2 separate regions of the Homo sapiens genome follow, and region 1 is linked to region 2. The links are chromatin contacts, found by Hi-C or POLR2A ChIA-PET in ENCODE. All regions are on one chromosome and are shown on one strand. Each heading gives the region's core, a stretch centred on a gene start or an enhancer-like site at or near the end of the contact. The rest is flanking DNA. Distances are from core to core; before and after follow the strand shown.

The links. Hi-C counts contacts between places; a loop is a spot of excess contacts on that map. ChIA-PET counts read pairs that join two places held with the same protein, here RNA polymerase II (POLR2A).
Region 1: a map of endothelial cell of hepatic sinusoid shows a loop between it and region 2 (5-fold over the local background). The contact joins two enhancer-like sites. A Hi-C loop is called at or near these places in 1 of 168 maps with a recorded cell type or tissue (endothelial cell of hepatic sinusoid). POLR2A ChIA-PET finds 5 or more read pairs at or near these places in 4 of 52 experiments (H1, OCI-LY7, SK-N-SH and 1 more).

What each region holds. Positions count from the first base shown.
Region 1 is chr3:11,519,732-11,525,749 of GRCh38, forward strand. All of the region lies in intron 20 of ATG7 (autophagy related 7), which reads left to right. Among named protein-coding and RNA genes, the nearest start is that of VGLL4, 120 kb to the right of the region's middle. Within about 2 kb of position 4,145, at least 7 of the 41 ENCODE cell types and tissues checked have a DNase peak (open chromatin) inside an H3K27ac peak, as active enhancers do.
Region 2 is chr3:11,430,302-11,436,624 of GRCh38, forward strand. All of the region lies in intron 20 of ATG7 (autophagy related 7), which reads left to right. Among named protein-coding and RNA genes, the nearest start is that of ATG7, 160 kb to the left of the region's middle. Within about 2 kb of position 3,955, at least 16 of the 41 ENCODE cell types and tissues checked have a DNase peak (open chromatin) inside an H3K27ac peak, as active enhancers do.

The sequences.
Region 1 (6,018 bases), core at 2,895-5,394, 90 kb after region 2:
TTTGCATTTTTAGTAGAGACGGGGTTTCACAGTGTTATCCAGGATAATCTCGATCTCCTGACCTTGTGATCCGCCCACCTCGGCCTCCCAAAGTGCTGGGATTACAGGCGTGAGCCACCATGCCCAGCCGAGAGGAGTTTTTATACTACCTTAAGCATCTTTTGTTTCAAACCAAATCATCTTCACTTCCTCCTTCCCCTCCCCACTTGCAGATAATGACAGATTTTTTGGGATCTTACCACGGAAATAGCTTTGGGGCCACCTTCATACAGCTCAAGGCTGTGCTGATGTTGCAGGAGTGAGGGAAGGAGAGATCCCGTCCCATCCCCCAGATGGCAGCTGTGTGTTTGAGACTTTTGCACATGAATTTGTTTAATTTTCACCAAGGTCTTGTGAGACAAGGAAACTGAGGCTCAGAGAATGTCAGTAAACCCACCCAGAGTCACACAGCTAAAAGATGGCAGAGCCAGGATTCGAACCCACTTAGGCAGACCCCAGCTCATGCTCCACACCTCGATATGCTCCTCTACCATGAGTGGCAAGCCCTGGTTTATTAAAACTTTCCCAGCAGTGTTAGAGAACTCAAATGTCCGAAAGGCCATTCTCTTCCATTAGTTTATTCACTCAGTAAACAAGTGGAGCTGATACATCTACTTCCCTCCTATTTTGAGGGATATTTTGAGGATTAAAGAGCTATAATTCTGCTTATAGCTCAGCAGCGAGTGTGTGCTAACCAGTAGCTATTATGGCTACTGATGGTGGCTGCCGTGCCAGGCACCATACCGGATGGGCTGGGGACATGGGGATGAGGAAGATGCCGTGCTGGCCCTGGAGGAACACACACACAGGCAGCAGAGGAAATGGCCCCACAGCAAACAACAAGTGTGGGTGAAAGCAGGGCCTCAGCACACACATTCTACACTTCTGAGCTCGCCCTGTACCTCACAGCAGCCATTATGGCCACCTGACAAGCTTGGTCTCACAGTCATTCTGTGGATCTGGGCCTTGGCTTGTCAGTAACTGGCAATGTGTTTGGGAAGTGATTTCTCTTTCTTCATTATGTCAGCATTTAATAATAATAAAGAAAAAGTCAGCATTTAGTAGGAGCCACCCCACACCTCACCCGCCAGCATTCTTCCCTGAGAAGTAGGCACAGTTGGTTGTGAGTCTTCTCCATGGGGCCAACATTCTGCAAACAAGTGAGCATTTCCTTGCACTTAAGGCTGCCTATTAGCATCAGGGGAGTAGTAGTTGCTCCAGGCCCCACGCAGGAGCTTGAGAGGGAGAATAGCAGAGTGGACAGCTGTAGACCATTGGGTTCCCAGTTTCCCCTTCCATGATATGGGGAACATGGTAAAAATGCCTGTCTCGCAGCAATGCTGAGACATAGTTCCAACAGATGACAGATCATGAGATAATACATGTGCAGCATTTCAGATCAGTAGAGCCCTAGGCAGCCATTGGTTGCCATAGGCAGCCATGAGTTGAGAAGGCCAGTGCCACAGGAGCACAGGGGCCTAAGAACGCTGGCCATACGTGCTAGATGCTGACAAAGACCAGGGGAAAGCAGAGTGTGACTGGGACCGGCACAGGAAAGGGTGGCTAAGAGTCACAGAGGGTGACCTCACCTGGACTCATAAACCCAAAGATGAGGGAGGGGTATGTGGTGGTGGAGAAAAAGAGGTGACGTTTTAGACTGGGGAAAAGGCGCATCGCACAGCAGGGCACGGGGAAGGAGCAAGCCAAGCAAGGGATCTGCCCCTGGTCTGCTGCCAGGGCTGCCGTGGGAGCAGCATGGCCTGGCCAGCCCAGGAAGGGTTTTTTTGTTTTTTTTTTTTTAAGACGGAGTCTCGCTCTGTCACCCAGGCTGGAGCACAGTGGCGCGATATTGGCTCACTGCAAGTTCCACCTCCTGGGTTCACGCCATTCTTCTGCCTCAGCCTCCCGAGTAGCTGGGATTACAGGCGCCTGCCACCACGCCTGGCTAATTTTTTGTATTTTTAGTAGAGACGGGGTTTCACTGTGTTAGCCAGGATGGTCTCGATCTCCTGACCTTGTGATCCGCCTGCCTCAGCTTCCCAAAGTGCTGGGATTACAGGTGTGAGCCACCACGCCCGGCCCCAGCCCAGGAAGTTTTGTGGGGAATTTTCCTGACATGGAATGACTCTAGACTGCCGCCGCTGCCGACAACAATAACAAAGTAGATAAAGCCTACTGGTATGGCACTCAACTCTTTATGCCGTTGGTCCTCACTGCAGTCCTGACGTAGCTACCATTGTTATCTGCATTTTGTAGAAAGGGACACTAAGGGCCATAGAGTATTAAGGGACTTGCCCCTAGGTTATCAGCTAATAAGTGACCAAGCCAGGGTTCCGTTTCAGATCTGTCTATCCCTAGAACTCAAGCCCTTAACCCAAGCATTACAAGGTTATTCTTGGGAGGAGAATTGTATGCCTTCCAAGTGCATTCACCTCCTTTCAGCTAGCTGTGCCCTACTTGGGAACAGCCCTGTGGAAGAGGTAAGTCACCACGCAGAGGCTGGCAGATCATGTTGATGGAGTATCAGGGAACTCTGACACCCTGAAGCTGGGGAGAATCATGTATTTTTAGAACTGCCCACCTTTTGTGCCTTCATTCCTTTCTGCTAACTATAGGTGGGTTTACAGTAATTTGGAGATGATTCTGGGCTTGCTAGGGGACACTGGGGAATTCCGGAATAAGCTCACGATTTATTAGTGAGATGAGCGGATGAGCCTCATACTGTGCACAGTTCTGCAGGTCGGCTGAGTTAGTCACCAGGACTTAGGCAAGGCCACTGAGACACTCCTGTAAGAAGCTGGACAGAGCTGGGAGGGGCTTGAACCAGAAGGAATCGTGCCCCAAGGCAGCAGACATAATTATTCATAGAATTTAGACTAAAATTCTAGAGGTCATTTATACCAAAATGGTCTACCCAAAGCTTTCAGTGGGTAATTTCATATGACTGTGAACAGTAAATTCAAGTAAATCGTAACCTTCAAAATCGCCTGTCAAATGCCCACCCCAGGCCTAGACTGCTCTGAGCTTGTGGTACAGACTGTGAACATGCATGCTGTTTTGATTTAGTGTCTGAAGGCTTCCTTTCACAAATTAGTAGATAGCTCTGGATCTAGAACAAACGTATCTGAGGTCAGGTCCCAGCCCGCCACCTACCAGCCGCATGACCTCAAGCCACTTGCTTTTCCTCTCTCAGCCCTGTTTTCTCATCTGTAAAATGGACACAATGATACCTTTTAGGGCTTTTCAGAGGTGCCGATGAAATAGCCTGTACTTTATAAAGTATGTTGTAAATGTTGCTGACATAATTTTGTGTCCTGTAGGAAATGCTTCCTTGGGTGTTTGTATTATAGCCCAATCCAAGTCATCCCTGAGAACATCCCCAGGTTGTAAGGATTAGTCAGAAGTCATGATGACTGTTCTATATAAATATTTGGCCTATTAACTAAAATTAGTACCTTTCCATTTCTTCTCTTTCTTGGGCGGGGCAGCGGGGGAGTGCAGGGGAGGGGAAATAGGGAACGTTCAATTGTGTTTTAAGTAATGCTCATAAAATTCTTAGCCAAAGATGATCTTGCCCTCCACCTTGGTGACCCACCGCATACGGGGTACATCTATCTGGCCTGTCTCTAGGCCTAGACAGAAGAAACAGGGAGGATTATTGTTAACTTTTACCACATGTATGACTTGTTCCCGGACAACCCATTCTTCCTTTAGGCAGAGGTGATATGCACTGAAGTGTTTGATTTAGAGTGATGGAAAAGTCTGTGCTGCCATTCCTCAGGGAGTCCTAAACGTTGATTTGCCTTTGGGAGGGCCAGGCTTCACGAAAACCTGATTTACGGTGTTGCTCTGGGCCTGATTTCCTTTGCACACTCTGGAGGAAGTGCTCTGGTGATGTTGGCACTGAGCAAGCAACAAAGGTTTTAAAATGTCGGCCCTGGAAACAAAACTGTACCTTGTGATGTTAGAATAATTATACCACACTTGATCTCTGATTACGGCCAAAACAGCAGTTGCTAAATCCAGCTAACATGGAAAAACTAGAAAAAGTGAGGGGAAATCAGCCAAATGCATAGCAAGGGATGGGGAAAGCGGACCTGGACTGGACACAGAATCTTCTGTTTCCACTTGTCTGGTAATAACTGCAACACTTCATGGTCCCCAGCCCCAGCGCCCACCCCTTGTCTAGAGCCATTGCGCTCTGCATGTTGACACTAGCTGTGGGAACTCTGTGATTTAAAGTTGAGTTGAAAGAACTGCTTTTATCATTTCAAGTATGTAGCCCCAGGCCAAAACAGACAAAACAATTTTTTAAAGTCTCAGTTCAAAAGCAGCTTGAAATATTCTCTGTTCCATCAAAAGGAACCCCAAATCTCTCCACTGTTCTGTGGGCCCCTTTCCTCTGATTGTCTACCTGGCAGGCTCCCCTTCACTAGCTGTGCTGTGGCTTAGTTAAGCTGAAGTTGAAACACAGACAAAGGAAGGCATTGCTTTCCAGCCACAATGGAGAAGCCCATTCCCACTCTTGTCCCCACTGGGAAACTGGGTTAGAGTTCTGAGAAATGGGATTTTGGGGTTTCCCTTCAACTGTGAAATATTACAGAAATACACAAGTTCCATACACAACGGTGATAGCTGCTACATATTTCTCAGAAAAGCAGAATTCTAATAAAGAATGTATAGTCTGTTTTTTATGCTTTAATAAATACCAGGCACAGTGACTCATACCTATAATCCCAGCACTTTGAGAGGCCTAGGCAGGAGGATCACTTGAGCCCAGGAGTTCGAGACCAGCCTGGACATCATGGTGAAACCCCATCTCTCCTAAAAATAAAAATAATAATAATTAGTCAAGAATGGTAGTGCATTAGTCGAGAATGGTAGTGCATATCTGTAGTCCCAGCAGCTCGGGAGGCTGAGGTGGGAGGACCAGTTGAGCCCACAAGTTGGAGGCTGCAGTGAATTATGATCATGCCACTGTGCTCCAGCCTGGGCAACAGAGCAAAACCCTGTCATTTAAAACAAAAACAAAAACAAAAAAAAACAAAACAGGCATTCTGAGTCGATAGCAGATCCCCATTGTCCTGTCATCCTCCAGGTGAGGTTCTGTGTCTTACAGATTAAGAACATGACCCTAAATCAGCAGCAGATGTTTAAAATAACACAGAAACAAACCTCGTATATTCTATATTTTCCCTAGCCGCTTCAGAATTTGCTATGAAATTTAAGGGTATTTATTCCTCTGTCTGTGCAAATCTCACTTTATTTATTTATTTATTTATTTATTTTTGAGACTGGCTCTGTCACCTAGGCTGGAGTGCAGTGGCGCGATCTCAGCCCACTGCAACCTCCACCTTCTGGGCTCAAGTGATTGTCCTGCCTCAGCCTCAGCTGGGACCACAGGCGTGCACTACCACACCCAGCTAATTTTTTTATTTTTAGTAGAGATGTGGTTTTGCCATGTTGGCCAGGGTTGTCTCGGACTCCTGACCTCAGGTGATCTACCCGCCTTGACCTCCCAAAGTGCTAGGATTATAGGTATGAGCCACTGTACCCAGCCAGTGAAAGTAGAAATTATTTATTTATTTAACTATTCCTTGAAAAGAGGAAACAAAATGTTCCCTCTTTAGCCTGAATGATTAACTTTACTCATAAGAGGTTCACAGTAAGACATGTGATTTTTTTTTTTTTTTTTTTTTACTCCTTTGCCCTTGTATGTGACAGATGCTCATTTGTTTGTTGATTAACACCTTTTACACAGCCAACATTAATATCTAGTTATAGCCTTTTTTTTTTTTTTTTTAAACGGAGTCTTGCTCTGTCGCCCAGGCTGGAGTGCAGTGGCGTGATCTCGGCTCACTGTAAGCTCTGCCTCCTGGGTTCACACCATTCTCCTGCCTCAGCCTCCTGAGTAGCTGGAACTACAGGTACCCGCCACCACACCTGGCTAATTTTTTGTATTTTTAGTAGAGACGGGGT
Region 2 (6,323 bases), core at 2,705-5,204:
AAGCAAAATATATAAATATATGTTAAAATATATATATACCTTTACGTATATCTGTGTAAAAGTAGTGTTTTGATTTACATACTTGATTCTCAATGCGTTTACAGGTGGTCAGTAATAAAAACACAGAATTCTGCATTCTACGTAGAAAGGTCTCCACTTATTTATTTTAGCAACACAATCAAGATGCTAAATTAATTCTCATTTTGGGTTAACTATTTACATCAATCAACATTGGAATTGCAAACGATTCAACTAGATAATTATATGTGACATTACCATTATATACTTTGTTTATAAAATACGTGTTTAAAAAATATACTGAACATCTTTTGAAAATCTGATACCAAGCACTGTGCTAGTAACTGAATACAGAAGTTAATGAGACACTGACCCTCAAGGGCTCATAGTCTAGTGTGAGAAGCTGACATGGAAATAGTGAGCTCTAATGCAATAAAAAATGTTTTAGTCATTTGTATATTAAGTGCTGAGAGAGCAGTTACTTCTGCCTAGGGGAATAGGATGTCAAGAAAAGCTTCACAGGAAGAGAACAAATATTTCACTTAGTTTTAAAGGATGAGTAGACTATTTTTAAAAATAAAAGTTGGATTTTGGCAGAGAAAGAGTAGAGAAGGGAAGGGCAAGAAGCCTAGGGCGTTCTAGACTGAATAAAGGTCTCCGAGGCCAAGTCTTTAGTATATTACTCAAAATCATGAGTAGTGTGATGTACTTGGAGCCACAGTTACCTGAAGTCAACATAATGTTTTTTAATAATAGCTTTATTGAGTTATAATTCACATACCATAAAACACACCATTTTGGCTGGGCGCAGTGGCTCACGCCTGTAATCCCAGCACTTTTGGGAGGCCGAGGTGGGTGGATCACTTGAGGTCAGGAGTTTGAGACCAGCCTAGCCAACATGGCGAAACCTTGTCTCTACTAAAAATACAAAATTAGCTGGGTGTGGTGGCATGTGCCTGTAATCCCAGCTACTCGGGAGGCTGAGGCAGGAGAATCACTTGAACCCGGGAGGTGGAGGCTGCAGTGAGCTGAGATTGTGCTGTTGCACTCCAGCCTGCAAGGGCGGGGGGAAAAAAACAACCACACACAACACACACACACCTTTTTAAAGTGTGCAGTTCAGTGGTTTTTAGTATATTCACAGAGTTGTGCAACCATTACCACTCTCTGTTTAGAAAATTTTCATCCCCCACACCCAAAACAAACTCTGAACCTATTAAAAGGTCACTCCCTGTTCCCTCCTCCTTCCAGCCCCTGGCAACCACTAATCTTCTTTCTGTCTGTAAGGATTTTTCTATTCTGGACACATCACATAAATGATCCTTTGTGTCTGGCATCTTCTATTTAGCACAATGTTTTTAAGGTTTATTCATGTTGTAGCAAGGTACGCAATTGTTTTTCATTTAAAGAAAAAGTCTCAATGCTATTACAATTTTCCATATTCTTTGCACCTGTGGTCTGTCTCCCTAAATATAGCCCCTTTATGAAGGAGGAATGCAAAGCTGATCCAACTAGAGACTACAAATTCCTTTATATTTATATAGAAAGGGGCACATAGTAATGAATTGGAAGCCATATCCAAGCTAGAATCATCTAGATTTAGTGAGATTGACTAGTGCAACCCAATTTTTTGCACTCATCCCCTGTCCATCAGGTACCTGGAAATGATTGCAATGATTTTGAACTAGGTTACTGGTATAATCATACTGCTGTTGAGATTAGCAGGCAAATTACCAAGTTAGTTTTTTATTGGAGGGGGAGAGGTCAATGTGTGAGGGTGCATAGTGGAGACTGGGGACCAGGCTGACAAAGATGAATTGTTTTAGGTAGTGATGACTTTGAGGTAATGGGATAAGTGAGTGAAAATGACTGGTTGGCGTTGGAGATGGGATGGAGATGGAGCTTGGAGAAAAAGAATAGCACTAGTAAATGGATTTAGCTAGACAAAGGAGATTTACCCTATTCCATTTAGCACAGTGAGGAGAGGCTAGACAGCTAGGATGCAATAAAAAAAATTTTAATGAGAAATGTGTGTGGTAGATTAATTTTATTAATCTCAAGTTATAGATTAAAAAATTTAAGTACCACATAAATGCCATTTGCCTTTGCTAATGTTACATTTTTATGAAGAAGGAGCCTTGCATAAGAATGATATAATGGACTTTTGGGACTTGAGGGAGAAGCTTGGGAGGGGGGGTAAAGGATAAAAGACATATTGGGTGCTGTGTGTACACTGCTTGGGTGACAAGTGGACTAAAATCTCAGAAATCACCACTAAAGAACTTATCTACATAACCAAAAATCACCTGTACCCCAGAAACTATTGAAATAAAAAAAAAGAAGGGGACTTGGACAGATAGCCGTATTCTTTGCCAAATTATAGTTACATTCTGCTCATGGGGGATTAGGAGGTTCAATGGAAGAAAGGCCCCACTCAGCTTTCTTCCCTCTTAAAATGTTGCCTTGTAAATTAGGGAATTTTGCATAAAGCTCTGACCTTTACTTCCAAGGCCTTTACTGAGAATGGGTTTGGATACTTGGAGATAGATCCTGACTCCCTATCCCTCCTAGATCTTTATTTATCCTATTTGGAACCCAGGGAAATGGCCTTAAAGCTGATGAACCACAGGGTGTCCAAGTCATGGAGCTATTGAGGTTCTCCCCAAGTATCTTTTAAATTGCTGCATTTGGGATGGGTACAGTGGCTTACACCTGAAATCCCAGCACTTTGGGAGGCTAAGTTGGGAGGATTGCTTGGGTCTGGGAGTTTAAGGCCAGCCTGGGCTAGATGGTGAGCCTCTGTCTCTATTTAAGAAAATTAGAAATTAGCCAGGCATGGTGACACACCAGCTACTTATAATGCTGAGGCAGGAGGATCACTTGAGCCCAGGAGTTTGCGGCAGACAGTGAGCTATGATTGTGCCACTGTACTCCAGCCTGGGTGACAGAGCAAGACCCTGTCTCTTATTTAAAAAAAAAAAAAAAAAAAAAAAAAAGCTGCGTTTGTTGAAGAAATGCTCAGTCTAAATCAAACATATGAACACCTTAGCCATGTTCCACAAAAATTTGCTGTGACTTACCTTCTTAGAGTTATTTCTCATCCTATGAGTAGAATAAGTATCAGTTCACATGTATTTATTTGTTCCAACTGTGGGTTCAACATCATACTATGAGAAATGCCAAAATATTTTCTAACTGAATGTAACTAGAGATAAGACTAATTTATAAGAGAGTTAATAGAACAAGCTATATTGGTATATCCCTGAGAAATTCAAATTCCTAAGTCCCTTTACCCAATTTCCCTGAAATACTTCATTCCTATTCATGAAAGTTTGCACGTTCCATGATTCCAGGATTAATTTTAGGCTGTTTTACTTCCTTGCCTTGACCATATTGTCAGTATTTGATGTTGTACCATGCAGTTATGATTTCAGGGTTGCAATTACAGTGCACCATTAATATAATTTGCATTTTGTCAAGGTTGTGCTAAATAGAACTTCCTTTCTGCAGATTTGGGGATTAATGAATGATCATCTAAAAAGAAAGCAACAACCATAACATAGGCTATAAAATCATAAACAGACCAGCAGAAATGAACAGGGCTGAGCTGATTAATTGGTTATGAATTAAAATGTAGATTGTGATTCATTCACTATAGAACTCAGAATTCTAGAAAATGCCCATTTCTCTCATAGCCAAAAAGTCATATGAAAAACATTACGGTCATGTGATATGACTTCATTGGCACAGCAATTTACTATTCAGCAAAGTAAATAACACAATTAACAAGTGTTTCTGCTGGGCCTTTTGCACTTACACTGAGATTTTGGCCTCTCCCCCACACAGCTGGTTTTGATTTGGTTCCTGTGGAATATTTTTGTTTTGTTTTGTTTTGCATTTAACAACAGTCAGATATTTATGTACAGCTTCATCAAGAGCCTCTGATGACAAATATGCCTTTGGAGGCCAGCAGAAGCTGTGGGAAACCCCCGTGTCAGCACTCAGACCTGTTTCCAATGGAGAGAAATCGCTCTGGGGACTGAACTAGCCTGCTCATGAATCCAGTTCCCTTTTCCCAGAGCCTTCTGCTAGCTCACTTCCAACCCATGCTGGCCATCCTGGGACTGTGCCCTGCCTTGATTTTTCCTTATGAAGCAATCCCTCAAGACACAGCCTTGGCCCTCTCTCCTGAGTGAGGGAGGAAAGGCAGAAACAGGCAGAAAGCCATTTACTTCTTAGATTGGAAACTAGAGCCTGGTTTTTGAAATAAAGCTTGGCAGTATCTCACTTATAACTTACTTTATAAAATGTGTACCTTTTATTTGCTGTCAGAGTTATCTACATGAATTTGAGATGTTTGGATAAATCGTTATTGGGGAAAGTTGCAATTGGAAAATAGACAATGAAGTCTGGGCAGAGTTCCCCACCCTTCGGAAAAGAGTCTCGGATGGTATAATCCGCTTGGAGAAGTCTAAGCGAGAAAGAAGGGGGGAAATCATAAATGCTGAAAGCAAAGCAAAGACAGCTAATATTAGGAAACAGAACATGGGAATCCAGTCCTTCTTACATTGTACTCCTGGTTCCGCCAGTGTTCTCATGAGTGACCTTGGATGAATCCTTCAGTGTCCTGTGCATGCTTCCCCACTTAAAATGAGAGGATTGAATCATGTGAAATTCTTTTTTTAAGCCTCCTTTCTAGAAAAAAATGAAATGCTTTTCAACTCTAATTTAGTGATTTTGATTCAAATATACCATGTATAACCAAAAAGGAAAAAGATGGATAATTTTTACATAAAAGTGTTTAAAAATATATCAAAGTACTTACTTTTTATACATTTTATAAATATTCTTTGGTATCTATTATATCTAGCTACCATTGCCAGAAACAACTTTTTGCAGATTTTGAGATTTACATCTACTTTGAGCCTTAATAGAACATTGCTTATACTTTGTATTGATGTGTGTCACTGTACGTATAAATCTAAAATGGTGTAATTCAGCCTAATAACTTACCTCCTTCACCAGACTCGGTGCCACTTTTGACTTCTTTATAAACTCAAATCCACCCTGGCCATAACTGGGTATGTTCATGAAACATGCTACTCACTACCCCTCAGTACAGCTTCCGAAGATGAGTTCCAAAGCCCTCTTACTTTAATAGCAGCATCCTTAGAATGCTGAATGTGTAATAACAGGAGAGTTACTTTAATAATCAGCCATATTACATTAGAATACTCATAAAGTGTATGAGTAACCCGAATCCTGGCCTGGTCAGAAGGTCTGAGTTCATACCTCAGCTCCCACACATAGCCAAGACTGCCATGTTCCTCTGTGTGGGCCGTGTCAGGCAGGACCGTGTGCAGCAGTCATGTGAGACCTTGGGTTATTTACTTCATTGACCTTCGTTTCCATCATTTTGTAGGATGTGATTAATAATTCCTACTCCTCACAATTACCATATTAAGTAAGAAGGCACCTTACAAAAGAAAAATACTGGACTCCATCAAAATTTTAAATTTTGTGCTTCAAAGGACATAAGAATACGAAAAAGTGGGCCACAGTATAAGAGAGAACAGCATTTTGCAAATCATACCTGATAAGGGTGTGGTATCTAGAATATAGAGGGAACTCTAAGCTGGGTGTGGTGGCATGTGCCTACAGTCCCAGCTGCTTGGGAGGCTGGGGTGAGTGTATCGTTTGAGCCCAGGAGCTGGAGACCAGCCTGGGCAGCACAGTGAGAACCCATCTCTAAAAACAACAACAAAACCCAGAATATATAGGGAACTCTTACAACTTAATAATATAAAGATACAGAACTCAATTAAAAATGGGCATTAGATTTAAAACAACATTTCTCCAAAGAAGATATACAGATAATCACATGATAGCATAATCAAATAAGATGCCCAACATCAATAGCCATTGGGACAATACAAATTGAAACTACTGTGAGATGGCATTCATACCCAGTAAGATGGCTATAATCAAAATGACAACATCCAATGTTTATGAAGATGTAGGGAAATTAGAAGCCTCCTACCTACTAGTGGGAGTGTCAAATTCTGCAGCCACTTTGGAAAACTGTTTAACAGTTCCTTGAAAAATTAAACATAGAATTACCATGTGACCCAGGGATTGTACCCCTAGATATATACCCAAGGCTACTCTGGACACCCTGCCTATAGGGTAGCCCTGTTCCACAAGGAACAGTACCAAAAATTGTATATGTGTGTGTGTGTATAAATATAGCCCAGAGAAATGAAAATGTGCACACAAAAAATGTACACAGTGTTCCTAACACTATT